2 separate regions of the Homo sapiens genome follow, and region 1 is linked to region 2. A link is an interaction called in ENCODE POLR2A ChIA-PET data of the cell type or tissue named here. Cell type or tissue: OCI-LY7. All regions are shown on one strand. Links, peaks and the distances in the headings refer to the core of each region. The heading gives the core; the rest is flanking DNA. Region 1 overlaps BLVRB (biliverdin reductase B). Region 2 overlaps EGLN2 (egl-9 family hypoxia inducible factor 2).

The links. ChIA-PET counts read pairs that join two places held together with the same protein. Peaks named below come from ENCODE experiments on the same cell type or tissue, not always from the same donor. Only the 100,000 strongest peaks of a DNase experiment are listed, where the experiment ranks them.
Region 1: POLR2A ChIA-PET joins it to region 2 with 13 read pairs; 2 of 35 experiments call an interaction of 5 or more read pairs at or near these places.

Annotation. Positions count from the first base shown.
Region 1 is chr19:40,447,781-40,458,129 of GRCh38, reverse strand. BLVRB (biliverdin reductase B) reads left to right here. Exons shown (of 5, transcript NM_000713.3): 4 at 6,638-6,766; 5 at 10,084-10,349. The coding sequence ends at 10,241. Among named protein-coding and RNA genes, the nearest start is that of SERTAD3-AS1, 8.4 kb to the right of the region's middle. In OCI-LY7, for the core only: no CTCF peak of the experiment used is centred there; no DNase peak of the experiment used is centred there.
Region 2 is chr19:40,804,767-40,820,457 of GRCh38, reverse strand. It overlaps EGLN2 (egl-9 family hypoxia inducible factor 2), which reads right to left. Exons shown (of 6, transcript NM_080732.4): 3 at 13,784-13,903; 4 at 13,184-13,320; 5 at 12,907-12,974; 6 at 12,024-12,649. The coding sequence ends at 12,594. It overlaps RAB4B-EGLN2 (RAB4B-EGLN2 readthrough (NMD candidate)), which reads right to left. Exons shown (of 12, transcript NR_037791.1): 9 at 13,784-13,903; 10 at 13,184-13,320; 11 at 12,907-12,974; 12 at 12,017-12,649. It also overlaps the pseudogene CYP2T1P and the pseudogene CYP2F2P. Among named protein-coding and RNA genes, the nearest start is that of EGLN2, 13 kb to the right of the region's middle. RefSeq lists enhancers at 1,735-1,944, 7,848-8,738, 11,609-12,108. In OCI-LY7, for the core only: no CTCF peak of the experiment used is centred there; a DNase peak (open chromatin) is centred at 9,221.

The sequences.
Region 1 (10,349 bases), core at 1-2,500, 350 kb after region 2:
GGCTGAACTGGGGGGTACTGGGGAGGCAGCCCAGGGGCCTCTGAAAGGTGACGCTGAAGCCATTCCATGTTACTGTGCATTTACTGAACACCAGCTGTGTGCCTGAACCTTACTGGGTGATGCTGGGGACACAGTGGTGACCTGTACAGCCCTGGGCCCTGCTCACACAAGGCTCACAGAGAGAGGTGGTAAACAGATCCATGATCAAACTGACATCCAGATCATCGGAGCTGGGATCGGGAGGCAGGCAGAGGGGATAGGGCCACAATGGGAGAAACTACAGGACTATGGGAGCCCAGAGGAGGCGTCCGACTTAGGCTGAGAGAGGTCAGGGTAGGCCTCCCAGAGGAAGTGATAGAGCTGTGGATAGACACTAGGTCTCTGCCCTCACAGAGCTCCCGATTATGGGGACACAGACATTAAGCAAATAGTTGCCCTGTATAATCATTTATTTATTTATTTATTTATTTATAGTTATTTTGAGGTTTGTTTGAGATAGAGTCTTGCTCTGATGCCCAGGCTGGAGTGCAGTGGCGTGATCTTGGCTCCCTGCAACCTCCGCCTCCCGGAGGTGGTTCTCCTGCCTCAAGTGATTCTCCTGCCTCTGCCTCCCAGGTAGCTGGGACTACAGGTGTGCACCACCATGCCCAGCTAATTTTTGTATTTTTAGTAGAGACAGGGTTTCGCCATGTTGGCCAGGCTAGTCTCGAACTCCTGACCTCAAGTGTGTTTCATGACACAAATTGCCTCCCTGGAAAGGGAAGTGGCATGAGGGAGGGCTGCCTGATGATTGTAATTACACTCCAGGCAGAGGACAAAGCAAGCAAAGAGGCCTGGAGGCCAGACCTAGTTGGAGGGTAGGAAGCAAAATCATTTATGGCTTTTTTCCTCAAGCTCTGAAATGGAAAAGTAATACACGAGTAAACTTGCGATTTCAGAATGGTTCACTTTTTTTTTTTTTTTTTGAGACTTTCTGTCACCCAGGCTGGAGTGCAGTGGTGCAACCATGGCTCACTGCAGCCTCAGTCTGGGTTCAAGTGATCCTCCCCACTGCAGCCTCCCAAGCGGCTGGGACTACAGGCATGCACCACCACACCTGGCTAATTTTTTGATATTTTTGTAGAGACAAGGTCTTACTTTTGTTCGCAGATTGGAATGGTCTGCTGTTAATTTTAGTTTTGTTTTTTTCTCCCATGTCTTTTTTTCTTTGAGATGAAGTCTGACTCCATTGCCCAGGCTGGAGTGCAGTGGCGTGGTATCAGCTCACTGCAACCGCCACTCCACCTCCCGGGTTCATGGTGCCTGGGACCAAGATCGTGGCCCACAGTGATTCTCCTGCCCCAGCCTCCTGAGTAGCTGGGATTACCGGCGCCTGCCACCATGCCCTGCTAATTTTTGTATTTTTGGTAGAGACAAGGTTTTGCCATGTTGGCCAGGCTGATGTTGAACTCCTGGCCTCAAGCAGTCCTCCCACCTCAGCCTTCCAAAGTGCTGAGATTACAGGTATAAGCCACCACGTCCAGACTCTCCCATGTCTTAAAAACCAATTTAACTGGTTAAGTTTTGCTTCCATGAAAAAGACAAACCTGTAAAATTGATTTAATTTGCTTTCTTTTTTCTCATTTTTTTTTGTTTAGATTGTTTTCTAAATATTAAAGTCTTAGGTGTGCCAGGATTTTTTTTTTCATTAAAAAAAAAACAAACATAGAGACAAGGTCTCGCTCTGTCACCCAGGCTGGAGTGCAGTGGCCTGATCATAGCTCATTGTACCCTTGAACCCCTGGGCTCAAGGAATCCCCTCACTTTAGCCCCTCAAATAGCTGGGGCAACAGGTATGAGCCATTGAGTCCAGCTTAACTTTTTATCTGGAAATGATCTTAAACTTACAGAAAAATTGAAAGGACACCAGTACACCTACCGTCCTCTGTTCACAGACACACAATGTTTTTTTTCTGACCCATTTGAAGTTAGCTTACATACATCATGGCTGCTTACTTCAATGTGTAGGTCCTCAATATACTTTTTAACTTTTTATTATAAAAATTTTTAAACAGAAAAGTTAATAGTCGTGTGAACAACCATATTCCTTTTCTTTTTTTATTTTTAAGTTTGTAGCTATCTATCTATTTATTTATTTATTTTGAGACCGGGTTATAAGGCTGGCTAATTTTTGTATTTTTGGTAGAGATAGAGTTTCGCCATGTTGCCCAGGCTGGTCCCGAACTCCCGGACTCAAGCGATCCACCAGCCTCAGCCTCCCAAAGTGCTGGGATTACACCTGAGCCACTGCACCTGGCCAACAGCCATATTCCTGATTTTAAAATTGTGATTGTGTTTTGTAATTGGTTTATCTATGCACATACACATACACAAATAGATTTTGTTTTTGTTCTCCTAAACTATTTGGGTTTTTTGTTTGTTTGTTTTTATTTGAGACAGAGTCTCATTCTGTCACCCAGGCCGGAATACAGTGGCGTGATCTTGGCTCACTGCAACATCCACCTCCTGGGTTCAAGGGATTCTCCTGCCTCAGCCTCCTGAGTAGCTGGGATTACAGGTGCCTGCCACCACATCTGGTTAATTTTGTGTGTGTGTATTTTTAGTATAGATGGGGTTTCACCATATTGGGCAGGCTGGTCTGACCTCAAGTGATCTGGCCTCCCAAAGTGCTGGATTACAGGCATGAGCCACTGCGCCCAGACTTCCTAAACTATTTGAAATGGAGTTGCACACCCACAGACACCTTCGGCAAGTCCCAAGAAAAAGGACTTTTCTCTTCCAGCACCACAGTGCTATTGTCACACTTTAATTATCTTCCAGCCTCTAATTATTAGAGTTTAATCTTCCCTCCATATTCAAATGTCAAGGTAAAAGATTAGAAAGATTTTTGTCATCTAAGGAGCTTGGAGTTTATCCATTAGGGCTTGGGGAGGATTGTTTTTTATGGAGGCATCTGAGAGGATTAGAAAGAAACCCAGAGTAAGGCCAGGCACAGTGGCTCACGCCTGTAATCCTAGCACTTTGAGAGGCCAAGGTGGGCGGATTGCTTGCGTCCAGGAGTGCAGGACCAGTCTGGGCAACACAGCAAAACTCCATCTCTACAAAAAAAAAATACAAAAAATTAGCTGGGTGTGGTGGTACACACCTGTGGTCCCCAATACTTGGGAAGCTTAGGTAGGAGGATCCTTTGAGCCTAGAAGGCAGAGGTTGCAGTGAGCCGTGATGGCACCACTGCACTCCAGCCTTGGCTGCAGAGCAAGACCCTGTCTCAAAACACAACAAAACAGCCGGGTGCTGTGGCTCACGCCTGTAATCCCAGCACTTTGGGAGGCCAAGGTGGGTGGATCACGAGGTCAGGAGATTGAGACCATCCTGGCTAACACAGTGAAACACCGTCTCTACTAAAAATACAAAAAATTAGCCAGGCGTGGCGGCGGGTGCCTATAGTCCCAGCTACTCGGGAGGCTGAGGCAGGAGAATGGCGTAAACCCGGGAGGAGGAGCTTGCAGTGAGCTGAGATCGTGCCACTGCACTCCAGCCTGGGTGACAGAGCGAGACTGCCTCAAAAAAAAAAAGAAAAAAGAAACTAGGGGTAAGTTAGAGACTGGATTTGAGATTGTGAACTGGAGACTGGAGGCTGCAGACAAAAACCCACTTCACACTCTGCACCGCAGTTTTCTCATCTGTAAAGAGGAAATCCTAGACCAGGCGCAGTGGCTCACGCTGTAATCCCAGCACTTTAGGAGGCTAAGGCAGGTGGATCGCTTGAGGTCAGGAGTTCGAGACCAGCCTGGCCAACATGGTGAAACCCCGTCTCTACCAAAAATACAAAAACTAGCCAGGTGTGGTGGCACACGCCTGTAATCCCAGCTACTCAGGAGGCTTAGGCAGGAGAATCACTTGAAACTTGTAGGTGGAGGTTGCAGTGAGAATGATGTCATCATAGCTCGCTACCGCCTCCAACTCCTAGGCTCAAGGGATCCTCCTGAGTAGCTGAGACCACAGGCATGTGCCACCATGCCCATCTAATTTTTAAAATTTTTTTGTTGCGACAGAGTCTGGCTTTGTTGCCCAGGCTGGTCTCTGTGACACACCTTTTTATAACCACTAACATTACTCAAACTATTTATTTATTTCTTTTTGTTGAGACAAGGTCTTGCTCTGTTGTCCAGGCTGGAGTGCAGCGGTGCAATCACAGCTCACTGCAGCCTCGAACTCCTGAGCTCAAGCGATCCTCTCGCCTCAGCCTTCTAAGCAGCTAAGACCACAGGTCCCCACGCCTGGCTAATTTTTTAATTTTCTGTAGAGACAGGTCTCACCATCGTACCCAGGTGAGTCTAGAACTGCTGGGCTCAACTGATCCTCCTACCTCAGCCTCCCAAAGTGCTGGGATTACAGGTGTGAGCCACTCTGCCCAGCCTTTGAACAATTTATATCATCCCAGTTTGCACATGAGGAAACAAGAAGCTGGCCAGTGGTCGATCCAGTACTTGACTTTAGGCAAAACCCAAGCTCTTTAACTATTCACCAAACTGCTCCTAAAAATATTTAGCATAGTTCTTGGCTTGAGGTAAAAGTTCTATAAATGTCAGCTGGTGTAGCTTGGCCAAGTTATAGCTTGTTGAAAGCTAATTCCTGAACAAATATTTAGTAAGTACCTACAATGTTCCAGATGCTTCTAAGGGCTGGGATTGGAGCAGGAAATGTGATAGAGTCACAGGATAACTCTAGCGTGTGGTGGCAGGGGAAGGGTCCTAGGGAGAAAACAAGGCCCCAAGAAAAGGGATTGGTAAACTGGGCTGGGGGAGACAGGATTTTGCAATTTTAAACAGGACAGTCAAGAAAAGCTGCATGGAAAGGTGACCTTTGAGCAAAGTCTGCAAAGAAAACAGGGAGCCATGTGGCTACGAGAGGGAAATGGCAAAGGGTCCTGGGTCACACCTGTAATCGCAGCATTTTAGGAGGTCGAGATGGAAGGATCGCTTAAGCCCGGGAGTTCAAAACTAGCCTGGGCAACTTGGTAAGACCTCCATCGCTACAAAAAAAATGTTTTTTTCTTTTTCTTTTGAGACGGAGTCTTGCTCTGTCACCCAGGCTGGAGTGCAATGGCACGATCTCGGCTCACTGCAACCTCTGCCTCCCAGGTTCAAGGGATTCTCCTGCCTCAGCTTCCTGAGAATAGCTGGGATTACAGGCATGCACCACGACACCTGGCTAATTTTTGTGTTTTTTTTGTTTTGTTTTGTTTTGTTCTGCTTTGTTTTTGAGATGGAGTCTTGCTCTGTCTCCCAAGCTGGAGTGCCGTGGCGCGATCTCAGCTCACTGCAACCTCCGCCTCAAGGGTTCCAGCAATTCTCCAGCTTCAGCCTCCTGAGTAGCTAGGACTACAGGCATGCACCACCATGCCCAGCTAACTTTTGTATTTTTACTAGAGATGGGGTTTCACCATGTTGGCCAGGCTGGTCTCGAACTCCTAACCTCAGGCGATCTGGCCTCCTCAGTCTCCCAAAGTGCTGGGATTACAGGGGTTAGCCACCAGACCCGGCCTAAAAAAATTTTTTAAATTAGCCAGGCTTGGCCGGTATCATGCCATTGCACTGCAGCCTGGGTGGCAAGAGGGAAGGAAACTCTGTCTCAAAAAAAAAAAAAAATAGTGGGGTTTGGTGGCTCACCCCTGTGGTCCCAGCTCCTCAGGAGGCTAAGGCAGGAGGATCACTTCAGCCCAGAAAGTCAAGGCTGCAGTGAGCCGTGTTCACGCCACTGTCCTCCAGCCTGGACAACAGAATGAGACCCTGTCTCAGAGAAAATAAAAAAGAGAGGGAAATGCATCAGGGGCAGAGGAATCAGACATTGCCAAGGCTGGGAGGCAGAACCTGGCTGGAGCAGAGGCGTGTAAGAGAGAGTGGTAGGCAGAGTAGGCAAGGACGTCAGAGGGCTGATGGGGCCATATCAGGTGGGGCCTTGAGGGCTGGCCATGGGGACTTTGCTTCTACCCTGAGTGAGATGGAGCTATGGATGTGAACTGATAGGGGTGTTCACGGGCTCCTTGGGAGGAGGGAAGGAGGGGCTGAGAGACCAGGGAGTAGGCTGCTGGGCTGGTCCAGGCAAGAGGTAACAGTGGACAGGACCAGGCGGAGTGAGAAGAGGTCAGATTTGGAATTATTGTGATCAGCAGACAGCTCTTACCTGGGGTGTGAGGGAAAGAGGAGCCCCAGAGGACTCCCCTGTTTTTGCAACTGGAAAGCAATGGTCAGCCATGGCAGGGTTTTGTCCTGGCATCAAGACAAGCGAGCCCTTGGCTGGGCACAATGGCTCATGCCTGTAATTCCAGCACTTTGGGAGGTGGAGGAGGGTGGATCACCTGAGGTCAGGAGTTTGAGACCAGCCTGGCCAACATGGCAAAACCCTGTCTGTACTAAAAATACAAAAATTAGTCAGGCCTGGTGGTGTGCACCTGTAATCCCAGCTACTGGGGAGGCTGAGGCAGGAGAATTGCTTGAACCCGGGAGGCAGAGGTTGCAGTGAGCCGAGATTGCGCCACTGCACTCAGCCTGGGTGACAAAGCGACACTCTGTCTCAAAAAAAAAAAAAAAAAGACAAGAGAGCCCAGGCTGATCCTGCCCTGTGTTCCCTCCAGCTTTCCTGCTCTGGGACCCTACCAAGGTGCCCCCACGACTGCAGGCTGTGACTGATGACCACATCCGGATGCACAAGGTGCTGCGGGAATCAGGCCTGAAGTACGTGGCTGTGATGCCGCCACACATAGGTAAGCAGGGCAGGGACCTGGTGGCACCAATGCCATCTGCCTGTTCCCTCCTGCCCTCTGGGGAGATCTGCAAGGCCTTCCCTGACCACCCTAAAATTGCAAACCTTCCTATGATATTGTGACATATATATTTGGCCTTTGTCCCTGTTTCCTGGCATACAACTCCTAAAATCCTTGGAATCTCCAAAATGGTAAATGTCTTTTTCTATGCTAATGAGTTCACTGAGAGCTGGCAGCCCCTAGGCAGCTTCAGGTCTGGTCACCAGAAAGACTAAGGCTGGATTACAGGGTTGGGACTTTCACCTCTGGGGAGTGGTGAGGGATTGAAGGTTGAGGGGATTACCACTGGCTAATGGTTTAATCCATTATGTCTATGGATTCTGGGGCTTCAGCCTCCTGAGTAGCTGGGATTACAGGCCTGCATCACCATGCCCCGCCATGGCTTACATTTCTAGTATGGGAGATAGAGATTAGATAGATAGATAGATAGATAGATAGATAGATAGATAGATAGATAGATACATAGGCCAGGCATGGTGGTTCACACCTGTAATCTCATCACTTTGGGAAGCCAAGACGGGAGGATTTCTTCAGCCCAGGAGTTTGAGACCAGCCTGGGCAACATAGACTTATCTCTACAAAAAAAAAAAAAAATTAGCTGGGCGTCGTGGCACACACCTGTGGTCCCAGCTACTGGGAGGCGGGAGGATGGCTTGAGCCCAGGAGATCAAGGCTGCAATAAACTGTTGCCCAGGCTGCTGTACTCCAGCCTGGGTAATAGAGTGAGACCCTGTCTAAAAAAAAAAAGAAAAAGACAAGAAAAGATAGATATTAATGGCCGGGTGCGGTGGCTCACGCCTGTAATCCCAGCACTTTGAGAGGCCGAGGCGGGCAGATCACAAGGTCAGGAGATCGAGACCATCCTGGCTAACATGGTGAAACCCCATTCTCCTGCCCAGCCTCCCGAGTAGCTGGGACTACAGGCGCCCGCCACCACACCTGGCTAATTTTTTGTATTTTTTAATACAGACGGGGTTTCACAGTGTTAGCCAGGATGGTCTCAATCTCCTGACCTTGTGATCCGCCCGCCTCGGCCTCCCAAAGTGCTGGGATTACAGGCGTGAGCCACTGCGCCTGGCTTTTTTTTTTTTTTTTTTTTTTTTTTTGAGACAGAGTCTTGCTCTGCCGCCAGGCTGGAGTACAGTGGTGCGATCTTGGCTCACTGCAACCTTTTGCCTCCTGGGTTCAAGTGATTCTCCTGCCTCAGCCCCCCGAATAGCTGGGACTACAGGCGCGTGCCACCACGCCCAGCTAATTTTTGTATTTTTAGTAGAGACGGGGTTTCACCATATTGGCCAAGATGGTCTCGATCTCTTGACCTCGTGATCTGCCCACCTTGGCCTCCCAAAGTGCTGGGATTACAGGCGTGAGCCACCACGCCCAGCCAAGTGTGTGAAAACTTCCACACCTCCCGATTTGAAAGCATTAAAGGTTTATGAATACACATAAGCCCTTTGTTTAGGTTCAATGCTTAGCATTTTATCCTGTTGTCTCTCCCTCTCTCCTCCTCTCTCTCTCTCCATGAATATATAGTTAGATTTTGCTGAATATATTGTGAAAACATATATGCATATGTATATTTGGCTTAATCATTTGAGAGGAATTGCAACATTGTCGCACTTAACTCCTAAATACCTAGACAGCCATCTCCTAAAAGAAAGATATTTGCACACAAAACATGCTCACACCTAAGGAAAGTGACATTTACTCTGTCATATCATTTAGTATCCACTCCGTAGTAAAATTTCCCCAACTGTCAGGCCAGCGTGGTGGCTCACATCTGTAATCCCAGCACTTTGGGAGGCTGAGGCGGGTGGATCTCTTGAGGTCAGGAGTTCAAAACCAGCCTGGCCAACGTGGTGAGACCCCGTCTCTACTAAAAATACAAAAATTAGCCAGGTGTGGTGGCGGACACCTGTAATCCCAGATACTCGGGAGGCTGAGGCACAAGAATTGCTTGAACCTGGGAGGTGGAGGTTGCAGTGAGCCAAGATTGCACCACTGTACTCCAGCCTGGGTGACAGAGCAAGACTCTATCCAAAAAAGAAAAAAAAAAATTCAACCCACTCTGCCCTTTTTCTTTAAGTTTCTCATAACATTAACCAGGCCAGGTGACTTTAAAGGCCCACATTCTGGATTTTTCTAGCTGTTTTGTCACAGATTCAGATTAAACATGTTGGGCAGGAATGCCACATGGGTGAAGGTGTGTGTTCCTTTTTTTTTTTTGAGACAGGGTCTCCCTCTGTAGCCCAGGCTGGAGCGCAATGGCACAATCTTGGCTCACTGCAACCTCCGCCTTCTGGGCTCAAGTGATTCTCCTGCCCAAGTAGCTGGGACTACAGGCATAAGCCACCACACTCAGCGAATTTTTGCATTTTTTGTAGAGATGTGGTTTTGCCATGTTGGCTGGTCTCAAACTCCTGAGCTCAAGTGATCCTCCCACCTTGGCCTCCCGAAGTGCTGAGATTACAGGCGTGAGCCACTGTGCCCAGCCAGGGCAGGAGCTTCCTGTCTGCTTTGTCCCAAGCAAACACACAGCCAAGGGTGTGTGTTCCATACTGTGCATAATTCCAGCCTGTCTCTGTTTGGGTGATGGTACATTGTATCCCTAAGTTTAGTTGGTTACTGTCAGATAGACAGATATATATCTATCTGACAAATATATATATATATATATATATATATATATATATATTTGTTGTTGTTGTTGTTAGAGACAAGGTCTTGCTCTGTCGTCCCGGCTGGAGTGCAGTGTCACGATCATGGCTCACTGTAGCTTCAACTTCCCTGGCTCAAGCAATTCTCCAGCCTCAGCCTCCTGAGTAGTTGGGACTACAGGGGCATGCCACTGCACCCGGCTGATTTTTGTATTTTTAGTGGACTCAGGGTCTCCCTGTGTTGCCCAGGATAGTTTCAAACTCCTGGGCTTGAGTGATACTCCTGTCTCAGCCTCCCAAAGTGCCAGGATTACAGGCATGAGCCACCGCCACTGGCCAGGGCAGGGGATTCCTGTCTGCTTTGTCCCTTGCTTGGGTGCCCAGCACCTGGCCACACAATAGGTAATCAATAAGGATTTATCGAATGAATGAAGCAAAGGATATAGATGAGCACCTGCATATGGAAAGTCCATTCTTGGCTGTGACACCACCCAGGCTGGACACACAGTAGGCACCCTGGGAAGGTCTTTCTGGGGGTCGAATTTTGGGGGAAGGGAAAGGTGTCTGCTTTATCCAGCCCCTCTTGTCTTTACTTCATAGGAGACCAGCCACTAACTGGGGCGTACACAGTGACCCTGGATGGACGAGGGCCCTCAAGGGTCATCTCCAAACATGACCTGGGCCATTTCATGCTGCGCTGCCTCACCACCGATGAGTACGACGGACACAGCACCTACCCCTCCCACCAGTACCAGTAGCACTCTGTCCCCATCTGGGAGGGTGGCATTCTGGGACATGAGGAGCAAAGGAAGGGGGCAATAAATGTTGAGCCAAGAGCTTCAAATTACTCTAGAGAAACCGACTGT
Region 2 (15,691 bases), core at 7,745-10,244:
TGAATCCAGGAGATGGAGCTTGCAGTGGGCCGAGATCGCGCCATTGCACTCCAGCCTGGGCAACAAGAGCAAAACTCCGTCTCAAAAAAATAAATAAATAATAATTATAATAATTATTATTTAACTTGGGCCAGGTTCATCGGCTCATGCCTGTAATCCCAGCACTTTGGGAGGCTGAGGTGGGAGGATCGCTTGAGGCCAGGAGTTCAAGACCAGCCTGGACAACATGGCAAGACCCTTTCTCTACTGAAAATTTTTAAATTACCTAGATGTGGTGTGGTGTGCATCTGCGGTCCCAGCTACTTGGGAGGCTGAGGTGGGATGATCACTTGAGCTCAGGAGTTTGAGGTTACAGTGAGTATGATCATGCCACTGCACCCCAGTCTGGGCGACAGAGCGAGATCCTTTCTCTAAAATAAAAAATACTGACTAGCCAAAAATAAAAAATATATAAAATGTTTAAAAGAAAAAATAATAATTGAACTTGGGAGTGGTCATTGTCTACCTCTCCACTGGGTGGCGCAGTTGAGGTGGTTCTAGGGTTTTTGTTTTGTTTTGTTTTTTGGCTTTCCTCTTTACCCTGCTGAAAAATACTTCCCTCTTTACTCAGTAGCAGGAAAAGAAAAAACAACTGGCATAATAATAGGTAACTTACCATATTGCCTACTGTGCGTCAAGTGCTGCCTCTACAAGAGCCCAGCTAAGAGCTTATGTTTTCCGCTGGGAATGTGCAGCCCAGATTCCAGCAGGGTTTGCATCCCATCTGTCACCCCCTAGCTGTGTTGCCTTGGGTATGTTACTTCACTTCTCTGTACCTCAATGTCCACATCTATAAAATGGAGATAATACTAAGGCCTGCCTCTTGGAGTTGTTAGAATTAATTGTGATGTAATGCTTAGAGTAGGGCATGGCCCATGGTGAGCTACTTACAGCCTCACTGCTTTCCCTGTGTTTACCATTCACAGCAGCCTCATGAGGCACTATTACTATCCCTCCTTTTATTTTTCTTTCTGAGACAGGGTCTTGCTCTCACCCAGGCTGGAGGGCAGTGGCACGATCATGGCTCACTGCAGCCTTGATCTCCTGGGCTCAAGTGATCCCCTCGCCTCAGCCTCCCAAGCAGCTGGGACTGCAGGCATGTGCCACCTTGCACATTTTTTTTTAAATTTTTTATAGAGATGGGATCTTGCTGTGTTGCCCAGGCTGCTCTCAAACTCCTGGGCTCAAGAGATCCTCTTGCCTCGGCCTCCGAAAGTGCTGGGATTACAGGCCTAAGCCAGCGCGCCCAGTCTTCATATCCCCATTTTAAATACCCAGAAAGTGTGGTTTGTCCAGGATCACAAAACTAGTAGTGACAGCACCGGGATTCGAACCCAAGCAGCCCAGGTCATTCCGCTCCACAGTTTAAAGCATCTTTCCCACATCTTTACATGGGTGAATCTGTGACGTCCCCAGCTGCTGTCTTCCTTTCCTCTTATGTTTTCCTCTGGGAATGTGGGGTTGCAGCCTCTAACCTCATCTTATCTCACCACCGCTCCCCATCCTGCCACCCCTGCAGGGCACCGTCTGTGCCTGGGAGAGTCGCTGGCGCGCATGGAGCTCTTTCTGTACCTCACCGCCATCCTGCAGAGCTTTTCGCTGCAGCCGCTGGGTGCGCCCGAGGACATCGACCTGACCCCGCTCAGCTCAGGTCTTGGCAATTTGCCGCGGCCTTTCCAGCTGTGCCTGCACCCGCGCTAACGCCCCGGCCCTTCCAGATTCGCCTGTGAGCGATGAGGCCCACCCATGTGGGTTGCTACGTCCCCTTCTTGGTCCACGGTCTGCCTCCATCCCTCTGGCAGTCACGCTGTCTTCCCTGCATGCTGTGCCTGCCGCGTGCCCTTCCCCCATCCCTCCAATCTGTACCCCGTCTGCAGGGCAGAGGCAGATGTGGCATGTCTTTTTGTACCCACAGAGCTTGTTCTATGGCACGCCCTTTTCTGGGCTTTTTGTATCATTTCTTAGTACATTGTAATAGATTCAAACCAGTCTTGGCTGAATTAAAGTGAGAATGAGAGTCATTTAGGATGGGGAGAAGGGAGCTGGCTGCAGAGATGGAGACACTGGCTAGTTTTGCCCTCACCTTTAGGGTGGCTAGGGTGGGACAAATTGTATCCTGGAGACAGGCTTGAAGGTAAAGGCTGCGAGGACCTGAAGCCAGTGAGGCAGAGAAACCAAGACAGAGAAAAAGATAGCAGGACCAGGCGAAGTGGCTCACACCTGTAATCCCAGCACTTTGGGAGGCCGAGGCGGGAGGATCGCTTGAACCCAGGAGTTTGAGACCAGCCTGGACAACAGAGTGAGGCCTGACTCTACAAAAAAGTCAAAAAGTGGGGCAGGAGGATTTCTTGAGTCTGGGAGGTCGAGGCTGCAATGGACTATCATTGTGCCACTGCATTCCCGCCTGGGAGACAGGAGTGAGACCCCCCCCAAAAAAAAAAAAAGTAAGAAAGAAAAAGAAGAAGACAGCAGAGAGATATCAAGAAGAAGATGACAGCAGAGAGATATCAGAGAGAATATGCAAGAGATGCAGGGCACTGCAGAGAGATGGGGAAAGCAGGGCAAAGTGAGGCTAAGATGGAACAAGCACTGACACTAAATGACACTCCCTATTTGCACACTGTTCTGAATGCCTCATTTAAGTCTCCCTACTTTGCTCTGGTTTGTTTTGGGGGCTTTTGTTTCTTTTTTCTTTCCTTTTTTTTTTTTTTTTTGAGACAGAGTCTCGCTCTGTCACCCAGGCTGGAGTGCAGTGGTGCGATCTTGGCTCACTGCAACCTCCGCCTCCCTGGTTCACGTGATTCTCCTGCCTCAGCCTCCTGAGTAGCTGGGACTACAGGCGTGCGCCACCACGCCCGGCTAATTTTTTGTATTTTTAGTAGAAACAAGAGTTTCACCCTGTTAGCCAGGATGGTCTCAATCTCCTGACCTTGTGATCCGCCCACCTCAGCCTCCCAAAGTGCTGGAATTAGAGGCGTGAGCCACCGGCAACCGCACCTACCCTGTTTATTTCTTTTATAGCCAGGGTCTCCCTCTTGTTGCCCAGGCTGGAGTGCAATGGCACAATTCAAGGCTCACTGCAACCTTGAACTTCTGGGTTCAACTGATCCTCCTGCTTCTGCTTCAGATCACCAAATAGCTGGGACTACAGTCACCGTGCCTGGCTAACTTTTTTTTTTTTAATCTTTAGTAGAGACAGGGTCTTGCAATGTTGCCTAGGCTGGTCTTGAACTCCTGACCTAAAGCGATCCTCCCACCTCATCCCCCCAAAGCACTGGGATTACAGGCATGAGCCACCACACCTGGCCACAAAGCAGTATTACCACATTTTTACAGATGAGCAAACTGAGGCTCAGAGAGGTGAAGTGAGTTGCCCAAGATCACACAGAAACAGGCAGAGCTGGTATCTAAATTCAGACTCTGAGGCTACAGACACTGCACTTCTTTTTCTTCTTCTTCCTCTTCTTTTTTTTTTTTCCTTTTTTTAGAGACAAGCTCTCACTCTGTCTCTCAGGCTGGGATGCAATGGCATAATCACATCTCACTGCAGTTTCAGCCTCCCAGGCTCAAGCGATCCTCCCACCTTAGCCTCCTGAGTAGCTGGGACTACAGGGTGCACCACAACCACACCTGGCTAATTTACTTTTATTTTTATTTTTTGAGACAGAGTCTTGCTCTGTCACCCAGGCTGGAGTGCAGTGGCTCGATCTCAGCTCACTGCAACCTCCACCTCCTGGGTTCAAGCAATTTTCGTGCCTCAGCCTCCCGAGCAGCTGGGATTACAGGCGCCCGCTACCACACCCAGCTAATTTTTTTTTTTTTTTTTTTTTTAGTAGAGACAGGGTTTCACCATGTTGGCCAGGCTGGTCTTGAACTCTTGGCCTCAGGTGATCTGCCTACCTCAGCTTCCCAAAGTGCTGGGATTACAGGCATAAGCCACTGCACTCAGCCACTAATTTTTTTATTTTTATTTTTTGTAGAGGCAGTCTCACTATATTGCCCAGGCTGGTCTCGAACTCCTGACCTCAAGTGATCCTCCAGCCTCAGCCTCCCAAAGTTCTGGACAACCTGTGCACACTACCATGCCCTACTCAGACACTGCACTTCTAACTACTACCTTTTAATTCACAAGTCAGAGACCAAGAAAGAGGCAGACACCCTTAAATACAGAGAAAAGCAGAGAAATACCGACACTAAGAAATGGGAGGCAGGGGAATTGAGAGAGAAAATGGAAAGAAACAGAGAAATGACCAGAGAAAGACAGATGAGCAATGACAATGGGAGTTCTGAGGACTGAGGCTCTCTCCCTCAATCCCGAGCCCCTCTTTTCTTTTTCTTTCTTTTTTTTTCTTTTTTTTTTTGGAGGGTTGGGGGGACAGAGTCTCACTCTGTTGCCCAGGCTGGAGTGCAGTGGCATGATCTCAGCTCACTGCAACCTCCACCTTCAGCGCTCAAGTGATTCTCGTGCCTCAGCCTCCCTAGAGTAGCTGGGATTACAGGCATGCACCACCATGCCCGGCTAATTTTTGTATTTTTAGTAGAGATGGGGTTTCACCATGTTGGCCAGGCTTGTCTTGAACTACTGGCCTCAAGTGATCTGCCCACCTCAGCCTCCCAAAGTGCTGGGATTACAGGCATGAACCACTGCACTCGGCCCTCCCACCCTCTCACTGAAATTCTCTGAAATTCTCCCCTTTGGGATGAGGATGGCAACCCCAGGCATGTACCCTCCCAACCTGGGACCCGACCTAATACCCTAACATCCTGCTGACAGTGGCTGTTCTCGCTGGGCAGGCGTCCCAAAGCACATCGAGCCAGATTCAGGCAGAGTGGAACTGGCCCCTCAGCCATCAGTGGAGGTGGCCTGGGAGGCTCTACCCTGAACGGGGTCTCCCCAAAGTGATGCAGAAACTGGGACATGCTCTGCTGAGCATGGGGCTGACTGGAGTGAGGCTTATAGGCAGTGCCCACATGGGGATTAAGATGTCAGCTCTTTAATCCCCACACTGTTCCCATCACAGGCTGACCAGAGTCTGCCCCAGGACCCAGCCAGGGACACAGAGGTCGGGGGAGAGAGGGAGAAGAGAGGGAGAGACAGAGAGACTCAGAGGTCCTGAGAAAGACAGGCAGAGAGAGATGATGGAGAAAAACACGTGAAGACACTGAGAAGAGATGGAGAGGAAAAGGAAGAGACAGATACGCAGGGATGGCAAAGAGATCCTGGAAAACAGAGACCGGGAGGAGAAAGAGAGCCACTGAGAAAAGGGAAAGACAGTGATGTCCAGAGAGAGGAAAGACAAAGAGACCCTAAAGCAAAGATAAATAAAGAGAACAGAAATGAAGAGAGATAGAGAGACCTGAGAGAAAAAGAAAAAGGGAGGAAAAGAAAGAGAGAAACAGAGAAATCCAGTCTAATTACAAAGAGATAGAAACACCAAGGCGGGAGGATCACTTGAGCCCAGGAGTTCGAGACCAGCCTGGGCAACATAGTGAGACCTGGTCTCTATAAATATTTTTAAAATTAGCTAGGCATGGTGGCACGCACCTCTAGTCCCAGCTACTTGGGAGGCTCAGGTGGGAGGATCACTTGAGCCCAGGCAGTCATGGCTGCAGTGAGCTGTGATGGTGCCACTGCACTCCAGCCTGGGCGACAGAACAAGACAGACAGAAGGGAAGGGAAGAGAAGAAGAAAGGGAAAAGAGGGGAGGGGAGGGAAGAAAGAGGCTGGGCATGGTGGCTTATGCCTGTGATCCTAGCACTTTAGGAGGCTGAGGCAGGAGGACTGCTTGAGACCAAGAGTTGAAGACCAACCTGGCCAACCTAACAAGACCCTGTCTCTATAAAAAAAAAAAAAAAAACAAAGAGAAGTAGCGAGGAAGAAAAATTGGGCATTCATTCAACAAACATTTACTAAGTGCCTACTGCTGTGCTGGGCACTACTTTAAGTGCTGGGATACAGAAGCGAACAAGACAAAATCCCTGCTCTAGAAGAGCTGACATTCCAGAGGACAGCCCACCCGAGCAAAACGGAGGAAGAGTCAGGAGCTGGGGAGAAACCAGAAGCCATAATAAACAGGATCCATTAAAGCCTGTCACAGAGGGTGGGGTAGGGCTGGGGGAGGATGCAGCTTACTGTGCCCCACCACACTCCCGCTGTCAGTGGAGTCAGCAGCTCTGAGCAGGGGTCCTGCCCCACAACCCCTGTCAGTCACCAGGTTCCAGAAAGGCTGACAGGTAGGAAGACCCAGGATAGGGGAGGACAGAATATGGAGGTACAAGGGGGTAAACATGCGGAAAGGCACGCTGAAGAAATAAGGAGAGGCACAGAAGTGCCAGGCTGAGACAAAGGGAAGCACAGACTAGGGGAGATACAGGGAGGGGAAGACACAGACATACTGAAAAGAGAGACAGAAAACAGACACAAACAGAGGCAGAGACTGAGAGAAAAGAGAGAGAGATGGGAAGAGACAGAAAGAGGAGAGAGAGAGATGAACACAGAAACACAGAGACTGAGAGTGAGGGAGGCTGGGCGCGCTGGTTCACAACTATACTCCCAGCAGTTTGGGAGACCAAGGCAGAAAGATTGCTTGAGCCCAGGAGTTGGAGACCAGCCTGGGCAACACAGTGACATCCTGTCTCCTTAAAAAATACAAAAATTGGCCGGACGTGGTGGTGTGTACCTATGGTCCCAGCTACTTGGGAGGCCAAGGTGGGAGGCTTGTTTGATCCCAGGAGGTTGAGGCTGCAGTGAGCCATGATCGTACCACTGCACTCCAGCCTGGGGGACAGAAGCCAGGCTCTGTCTCAAAAAAAAAAAAGAAAAAAGGAAGGGAGGGAGGGAGGGAGGGAGGGAGGGAGGGAGGGAGGGAGGGACGGACAGAGGGAGGGAGGGAGGGAGCAAGCAAGACTGAGAGATGAAACAAAGATACACAGAGACCCTCCCAGAGACAATGCCAGTCCTAGGCTCTGCACAGTCCACCCCCCGCCCACCATCTCCCCAGGTCTGGGCCCTGTGCCAGGCACTTGGAGGAAGGCTGGATTTGGCCAAGCAGGGACAGGCAGGAGGGTGGACCACATTCCTGAACAGTCTGTTCCAAATACAGCCCCAACCTCACTGCTCCCACCACCGCAGCCCTGGCCCATCCAGGCCAGAGTCTGCCCCCTCTAGCCCATGCCCTAGGATGGGGGTTGGGGGGGATAGATGAGAGAATGAGGGATAAGTTTGTCTGTCGTCATGGCCTGGCCTCAGACAGGGACTTGGGGGACTGGATACCAGGGGGTTCAGCAGCATGGGCACAGAACATTTGGGGGCATCTGGGAGCCAGTGCCTTGGGGATAGAGATGGTAGATTCAGGGCAGGACATAATATGGAGGTACAAGGGGATCAACATGCAGAAAGGCACCCTGAAGAACTAAGGAGAGGCACAGAAGTGCCAGACTGATGGACACCCAGAAGCCAGGGAAATTGAAGGCAGATCTGGGGAACAAGCATAGTACACAGGGTCCTAAGAGTAATGGAAGTGACAAGGGCTCAGGTGTGAGCTCCTAGGAATCACAGGCACAGAGCACAGGAATGCCAGGGGTGTCTTTAGAAGTGTATTTGAGCCAGGCGCAGTGGCCTGTAGTCTCAACACCTCGGGAGGCCGAGGCAGGCGGATCACCTGAGGTCAGTAGCTTGAGATCTGCCTGGCCAACACGGTGAAACTCCGTCTCTACTAAAAATACAAAAATTAGCCAGGCCTAGTGGTGCATGCCTGTAATCCCAGCTACTCAGGAGGCTGAAACAGGAGAATCTTGAACCTGGGAGGTGGAGGTTGCAGTGAGCCGAGATCCCACTGCTGCACTCCAGCCTGGGCAACAAGAGTGAAACTCTAAGAAGGGAAAAAAAAAAAACAGAAGTGGTGTATTTGAGAGTCGGTGTGTATTTAGGAATCAGAGGTACAGGGTACAGCGTTCAGGGGACCCAGAGGTGGCCCGGAGATTGAGGAATACACACTTACAGGCCAAGTAAATTGGACTCAAAGGTGCTAGGGGCTCAGGAGGGTGCACCTGTTGTCCAGGTGTGTTGCCATGAAAATGCTGGTGCACGAAAGTTGCTAAGTAAGACAGGCTGAGGCAGACACACAAAAAAAGCCAGGGGGAGCCAGGGCACAGCTCCACTAGGGCTGGGGGCGGGGTGGAGACGTCGGGTTGGGGAATCCACGGAATGAGCAGCCCGGAGACGCCCACTCCTCCCACATCGGGTCTCCGCCCCGCTCCACCCCTAAGACCCCTTGGAAATCAAATAGAGGTGAAGGGGTGCAGGCGTGGAGAATTGCAGGCATGTCGCGGGTATCGCTGCGCTGCTGTTGTGGCTTCTGGTGCTGGCGCCGGCGTGGTGGGGGTAGGGTGGGTGCCGCGCTCAGATGCGGGGGTCCCTACCTCCCCGGCCCAGGCCGCTCCCATTGCTGGGGAACTTGCAGCTGCAGTCCGGAGGCCTGGACCGCGCACTCCATTCCCGACAGGAATGGGGGAACGGAATTCTGGATTCGTGAAGGTGGGGCTGGGGACTAGAACTCCTCCTGAATGAAGACAGCTGAGGGTTTGTACTCTATGATCCTGAGGAAGGACAGGAAGGATGAGTGCTCCGGACTGCTGAGTACTAGGAAAGGAGAATAGGGAGTGGAGAGCCTGGGGCCGGGACACTGGGTCGTAACGAAGGAGCCCAGAGCAGGAAATCAGGTTGTGGGAAGAGGGGAGCAGGGGGTCTGTTCTGGTTCAGGGTGGGCAGGCTGAGTACTGAGGGCCCAGGAGACGACTCTGAGGGTGCAGGAGGCTGGGAAGCTGGACTTCCAGGTCCTAAGGGAAGAAGGAAGTGGGGGCCTGGACTCCTGGATCTCAGGGAGGAAGGAGCTGGGGATTTGAATTCCTGGGCCTGAGGAATGAGGGTCTGAGACGAGGACTCCTGGGTCTGAAGGAAGAGGGAGCTGGGGGCAATGGCTCCGATGAGGAACCCTATGGGCACCCGCTGAGCACCGGCTACCCGTAGCTCTCCGGCCGCTGGGGCCGGGTGTTCACAGTGCGGCTGGGCCCGCGCCCTGCGGTGGGGCTGTGCGGCTACGCAGCGCTGCGGGACGCGTTAGTGCTACAGGCGGATGCGGTCTCTGGCCGCGGGTCCATGGCAGTCTTCGAACGCTTCACACGCGGAAACAGTGAGGCCCCGGCGCTGGACTTGCCGGCCCGGACGCTCCAGGCTGGGCGGGTAAATGGTAGAGGCGGGCAAATGGGGGCGGGGCCTAATAGAGACTCCAGCTAATGAGGTGCAAACGGCCGAGAGAGGGCGGGGCGGCGCTAAAGCGTAAGGTTAGAATGGAGGTTCATCCTGCAGCCAACAGGAGAAAAGAGCCTAAGAGTCAAAGCCCGAGAGCCAGCCTAGGTCAGGGATGGAGCCCAGCAAAGGCGGGGCCAATGTGTGGATAGGGCACTTGGAGGTCTGGTAAAGAAGCAAAGGGAACGAAGCCGGCCGCAGGAGTCGGAGGCCCCTAAAGGGATGTAGCCAGTGACCCGGCGCTTCCTGGATAGGGCGTGGCCGGCTCCCCGGCCCGCCTCCTTTCCCGTCCCCACCACAGGAATCTTGTTTTCTAACCGGCCGTGCTGGTGGACACTGCGCAATTTTGCACTTGGAGCGCTTAAGAAGTTCGGGTTGGGTACGCGGACCGTCGAGGCGCGCGTCCTGGAGGAGGCGGCTTGTCTGCTAGACGAATTTCAAGCCACCATTGCTTCGGCCTGGCCGGGAGAGCGGAAGGGCCTGGTGTGGGAGAGTCCCTTGCACTGCCAAGACGGGGCCACTGGAAGGTATTTGGGTGGAAGAAAGCCAGTAAGCCCATGGGGCTGGCTGGGGGCAGGACCACGCGTTATGACCACCGTCCTGTTCCTACCCCCAGGAGCCCCGTTTGACCCCGTGCGGCTACTGGATAATGCTGTATCCAATGTTATCTGTTCTTGTCTTCGGGAACCGCTATCGCTATGGGGACCCGGAGTTCCTGAGGCTCCTGAACCTCTTCAGTGACAACTTCTGCATCATTAGTTCCAGATGGGGCGAGGTGAGAGGGCCGGCCACAATCTTTCCTTGGTGCGTCCAGCCTTATGCCAAATCCCGAGTACACAGACCTACCTACAATGGATCATTAGAATGGGACAGATTCCTGGAAGAGTTCTAGAACATCCAGTATCAAAGTCCTAGTCCAATCTCCCTGTAGGGAAACTAAGGCCTAGTGGCCTTGTGCAGGGCCCATGTTGAGACAGACCCTGTCTCTCCAGATGTACATTTGCCTGTCCCTCATGGACTGGCTCCCGGGCCCGCACCACCGAATCTTCCGAAACTTTTCGGAGCTGCGGGTCATCTCTGAGCAAATTCAACGACACTGGCAGATGCGGCAGCCAGCGGAGCCCCGCGATTTCATTGATTGCTTGACCAGATGGGTAAGGCATGGGTCCCAGCTCTCTAAACTCTATCCATGCCGCCCACCAACAGGTGCCTGGCACGCGGCAGCACATCTCCTCTGCCCACAGTAACAGCAGGACCCGGAGAGCCATTTCCAGGAGTAGACGTCGGTAATGACGACGCATTTTTTTTTTGGCGTCACCGAAACCACGAGCACCACCCTGTGCTATGGGCTCCTCATTCTGCTTAAGTACCTAGAGGTGGCAGGTGTGCAACCCGGAGAGACCCAGAATGGGAGGCTGCAGTCTGGGGATGGCTGGAGGGTCCTGGAAGTGCGCAGCTCACAGCCTCCCCCGGCCTGAGCCAAGGTGCAGGAGCTGGACCCTGTGGTAGGGTGGAGGCCCGCCCCAAGCCTGGACTATCGCGTGTGCCTGCCCTACGCCAACGCAGTGCTGCTCGAGATCCAGTGCTTCATCAGCGTGGTGCCCCTGGGGCTGCCGCGCACCCTCACCCTCGACACCCACCTGCACAGCCACTGTCTGCCCAAAGGTACCCACTGAGTCTGGGGATCCCGTGCGGGACCCGGGTGCATGAGATCAGCCAGAATCAGCAGGTGTGCGCTGTGCAGACCAAAACACAATCAGTTACCCCTGGAGCAGGAAGGCAGCTCTGCCTTCCCTTAGGCTTTTTGTTGTTGTTGTTTGAGACGGAGTCTGGCTCTGTCATTCAGGCTAGAATGCAGTGGCATGATCTTGGCTCACTGCAACCTCCACTTCCTGGGTTCAAGCGATTGTCCTGCCTCAGCCTCCTGAGTACCTGGTATTACAGGCACCCACCACCACGCCTGGCTAATTTTTGTATTTTTAGTAGAGACAGGTTTCGCCATGTTGGCCAGGCTGGTCTCGAACTTCTGACCTCAAGTGATCTGTCCTCAGCCTCCCAGAGTGCTGGGATTACAGGCGTGAGCTACTTGCCCGGCCTATTCCCTTGGGCTTTTAAAAAGCGTCTTGGATGGAGGTGGTGCAGGTGCTCACCAAGCCCGCAGGTAACCCAAGTTGCATGTATCCCCAGGGCACTTTTGTGATTCCCCTGCTTGTGACTGCACACCGGGACCCCACTCAATTCAAAGACCCAGACTGCTTCAACCCTACCAACTTCCTGGACAAGGGCAAGTTCCAGGGCAATGATGCTTTCATGCCCTTTGCCTCAGGTGCAGGCAGAGGAGGAAGGGGACCAGCCTGGACTGGCTCTGGGGTACCTGGTGCTCACTGTGCACCTGTGTACCCGGCAAAGCAGATGTGCCTGGGCACAGGCCTGGCCCACTCGGGTATCTTCCTATTCCTTACGGCCACCTTACAGAGGTTCTGCCTGCTCCCTGTGGTACGCCCTGGCACCATCAACCTCACCTGCAGTGCACTGGCCTGGGCAGTGTCCCCCCAGACTTCCAGCTCCAGCCAGTGGCCTGCTGAGGTCAGGCTCCACTATGGTGGGCTCACTGGCCCTCAAACCTCCATACCCTCCTCGGTCAATAAAGGCCCTAAATTGCAGATGGAGTCAGATGTGTGCAGCTCTGAGGTAAACTTTTATTTCTTGGCTGACAGGACTTCCACACCCATGCTCCTCCTGGCACCTTTTACTCTGCCCAAGCAGTGGCAGCCCAGTCCAAAAGGTGCCTGCCATGGCCAAAGGGGTTGGGGAGTCACTTCACATTCCAGGCTGGAGGAGTGAGAGGACTTGGGGGTACTCCTCCCACCCCATTGCCAGCAAGAGGCCATGACTCACCTCAACCCCAAGTCCTGCATCCTGGTGGGAAGTGACAATGCCTCCTCCCAGCTCTCCATACCTAATGGGGTCATGACCAGACAGGGTAGGACCCAGGCCCCCAGCTTCAGTTGGTAACGGTGGCCTCCACGGCTGCCCCCTGTCCAGGTGACAACCCCAGCCCCCATGATGGGGCAGCAAAGGTCTCTTCTCCTCCTTGGTCCTCAGCAACAGACAGAGCCCTCCACACCAGGCAGGACAGAGGCAAAGTCAGAAGCAGCAGCGGTGGCAGGGAAGGAGCAGCCAGCACAGGCCCAGGGCTCTCCTGAAGTCATTTAAGCTGTCTGCCATGCGGCTCTGGGACTGGCCACTAGGTGGGCGTAGGCGGCTGTGATACAGGTACTTGGACACCTTTCTGTCCTGATGCTGGGGGTGAGAGGGGACAGGAGACAGTGAGTCATCAGAAGGACAAAGAAGCCAAGGGAAACCTGGGGAGATGGGGAGAGGACCAGGAAGAAATGGGGCTCCTGTTGGGGTACCAGGAGAGTGGGCTAAGGAAGGTGGGCAGAGATGAAGAAAAATGAGTGGTGGGATTTAACAAGAGGCTGATGAGGGGGATGGGGTGGCATCAGGCCCAAGAGGGCCCACAGAATAGGAAGGACTGAAGGGAGGGAAGCAGGTACCTAGCTGATACTTGTCTTTGGCTGCTGCCCGCTCCTTGGCATCAAAATACCAGACAGTGATGGCGTACCTGGAGACCAGGGTGGTTGGACATTAGTTTTCTGCAATTCCAGCTACCATATCCACACACACTAGGCGGCCATCCTTTTGAGCCACCCGGTTCTGCTCCCACCTAGGCCCCCTCTCAATACTTCGTCGCTCCCTAGTCACTCTGAGGCTCTGACAGGACATTGTCACAGGGGGAGCACCTGGGTGCGTCTCCAGAAGTACAGGTCATACCTGGTGGCATAGGCTGGCTTCACCTCGTGGGGGTTCCGCCGGTCAGACCAGAAAATGAGCAACCGGTCAAAGAGTGGCTCGATGTTGGCTACCACGGGCCGGCCCTCAGGGAAGATCTGCAGCAGGCCGCCATGCACCTGGGGGCAGGCCAAAGGATGAGGCTAGCTGGTACGGCCAGGAGCCGCTGCCTCCCACGGTGCCCCGGGAGCCCACTAGGAGGCGCAGCGTCTGCCTGCATCACTCCCTCCCACCCCTCGGGCTCTCAAAGTGAATGACAACCCAGAGACTGCATCACCATGGAGATGGGCAGGAAGCTACTAAAGACAGGAAAAGGGGGAAAGTGTTCATTACAAGGCCGGGTGGGGCTGGGCAGACAGCACCATTCCCGGAAAGAGGGGAGTTCCCACCACACAGTCCGCTAGAGAGGAGGAGGTGCCATTTCCCAGGAAGAGCCGGCAGATCGCACTGCCCGCTGTGTGTTGAGAAGAGAAACAGGAGAATGCCAGAATCTGGGCTGAGAGTGGAAAATGGAGTGGACGCACGCCACCCCCGCCCCAGCCCTAGCCCCAGCGCCACCCTCACCCTCACCCTCACCCCTACCTTAACGTCCCAGTTCTGATTCAGGTAATAGATACAGGTGATGCAGCGCCCATCGCCGTGGGGATTGTCAACGTGCCTTACGTACCCGAGCCCGTTGCCTGGGTAACACGCCACCATGGCCTGGCAGGGATGGAGGGAGGTAGGTTTACTGGGGCTAGGCAGGCACATCTTAGAGAAGCAGCCATGAATTACCTATTTTCCCACCCCTCCTTGCCCCATCTTCCCCATGACTCCTTGGGTCAAGGGTTCCAAGCTCCTGCCCCAAAAGACTTTCTTTTTCAGCCAAAATCCCATCCCCAAGTCTATCAGAAACCTCAGCTCCTGGGCCTCAAGAGCCCACTCCCTCCCAACACACATACCTGGGGCCTGGCACCCAGCTAGGGCTCAATTAGTAACAGAGTTTGATTTGTTTCAAGATACCCCAAACCCCACCTCAGCCATTTCAGTAGAATAATACCAATTTAAACATTTTCAGGTGTGCAAGGAGGTGGCCTCACAGCCCTAGACCAGGAATTCTTACCCTTGGCTGTGGAGTGGAGCCCCCTGGGGAGCTCTGAGGTTCTGAAGTACCTGGCCTAAGGAAGGGCCTGAAATTGGTAAAGCTTCCCAGGTAATTCTACCATGCAGCAATGTTAAGAACTGCTGCCCTGGACTACAAAGAATCCCCACTAAATTATCTGTCCCATAGACCTCCGAACAGGAGCCAAAAGCTACAGTCTGAATAGAAAGACCTAATTCCAACTCCAAGGATAATTTGCTGGGTAACCCTAGCCAGTTCCAACACCTGAATGGGCCTCAACTGCCTGATGTGTACAGCAGGGGTAATAAACACTGCTGTTTACAGCGGTAGCAATTAATCTCTCTGAGAACATAACTTGGGAGGTTCTGGAGCCCCAACTCCTGGAGATCTAACAGGACTCATTGCAGGGCTTGGTTTCTCTGTCTACAGGGTTCTTTCCTCTGCCTGACAGTTGCCACTCCCCTGACCCAGCCCTACAATGCTGTGGCCAGGGCCCCGGGATGTTTGTCATCAGGGAGCTGGCAGAAAGGTGGCTGAGAGGTAAAGGAAATGGCCCAGCCACTTCTGCAGACACAATTCCCTGGTTCAAGTCTCAGTGCTGCCACATGAGCTGTGGCATCAGGCAGGTGACTTCCTGGTCTCAGGTTCCTCATCCATGGATCCAATGGAGCTCACAGCTATTTCACAGGTTGTTGTGGAACAAGTGAACAAGATAACAAGTGTCTGGGAAGACAGCCAGCACAGTGCCTGCCACATGGAGAACTGGAGCACAGGCTGAAATGCCATTTAAAAATTTTAAAAGGTCCCTGTCCCACCCTCTGCCCAAAGTCACTGCAGTGGCAAGATGAGGTAGCACACAAAAAGGGGAGGACTGGCACAAGGACCCTTCAACTTCTCCCCAGCCCGGACCATCTGTCTTGACCTCTCTGCCCTGACCTCTCTGCCCTGGTACAACTCTGCTGGCGTCCATTCCCCACGAATGCTCAGCTACACCTATGGGCCCGGCCCAGCAAGACAGTCCCAAGATAAACATTCACGATCAAACATCAGTGGCCACTGCCACAACAGGATGCTTGCCAAGCACGCACGCCACAGCAGACTGGGCTGCTTCAATCCTCACCCTCCCCAGGACGCCTCCCAACACATTATCCCAGGGCTCACCCTCTGTGGTGGATGTTAAGCTGCTCTGCATTAACCATGTGCACCTCATCCACCAGACCTTGCCCTGGAAAGAGAGGGCTGCCACCATCTACTGCCACCTAGCAGTGGGAAGCTGACAACCTTCTCTCTGGCAGCACCAGAGTACAATTAGTGAGAAGGCCCCCCAGGGAAAACCCTAATGGCTACACTTCAAGGTTCAGGAGGGGGCACCTTCTTTGCACTGCTCA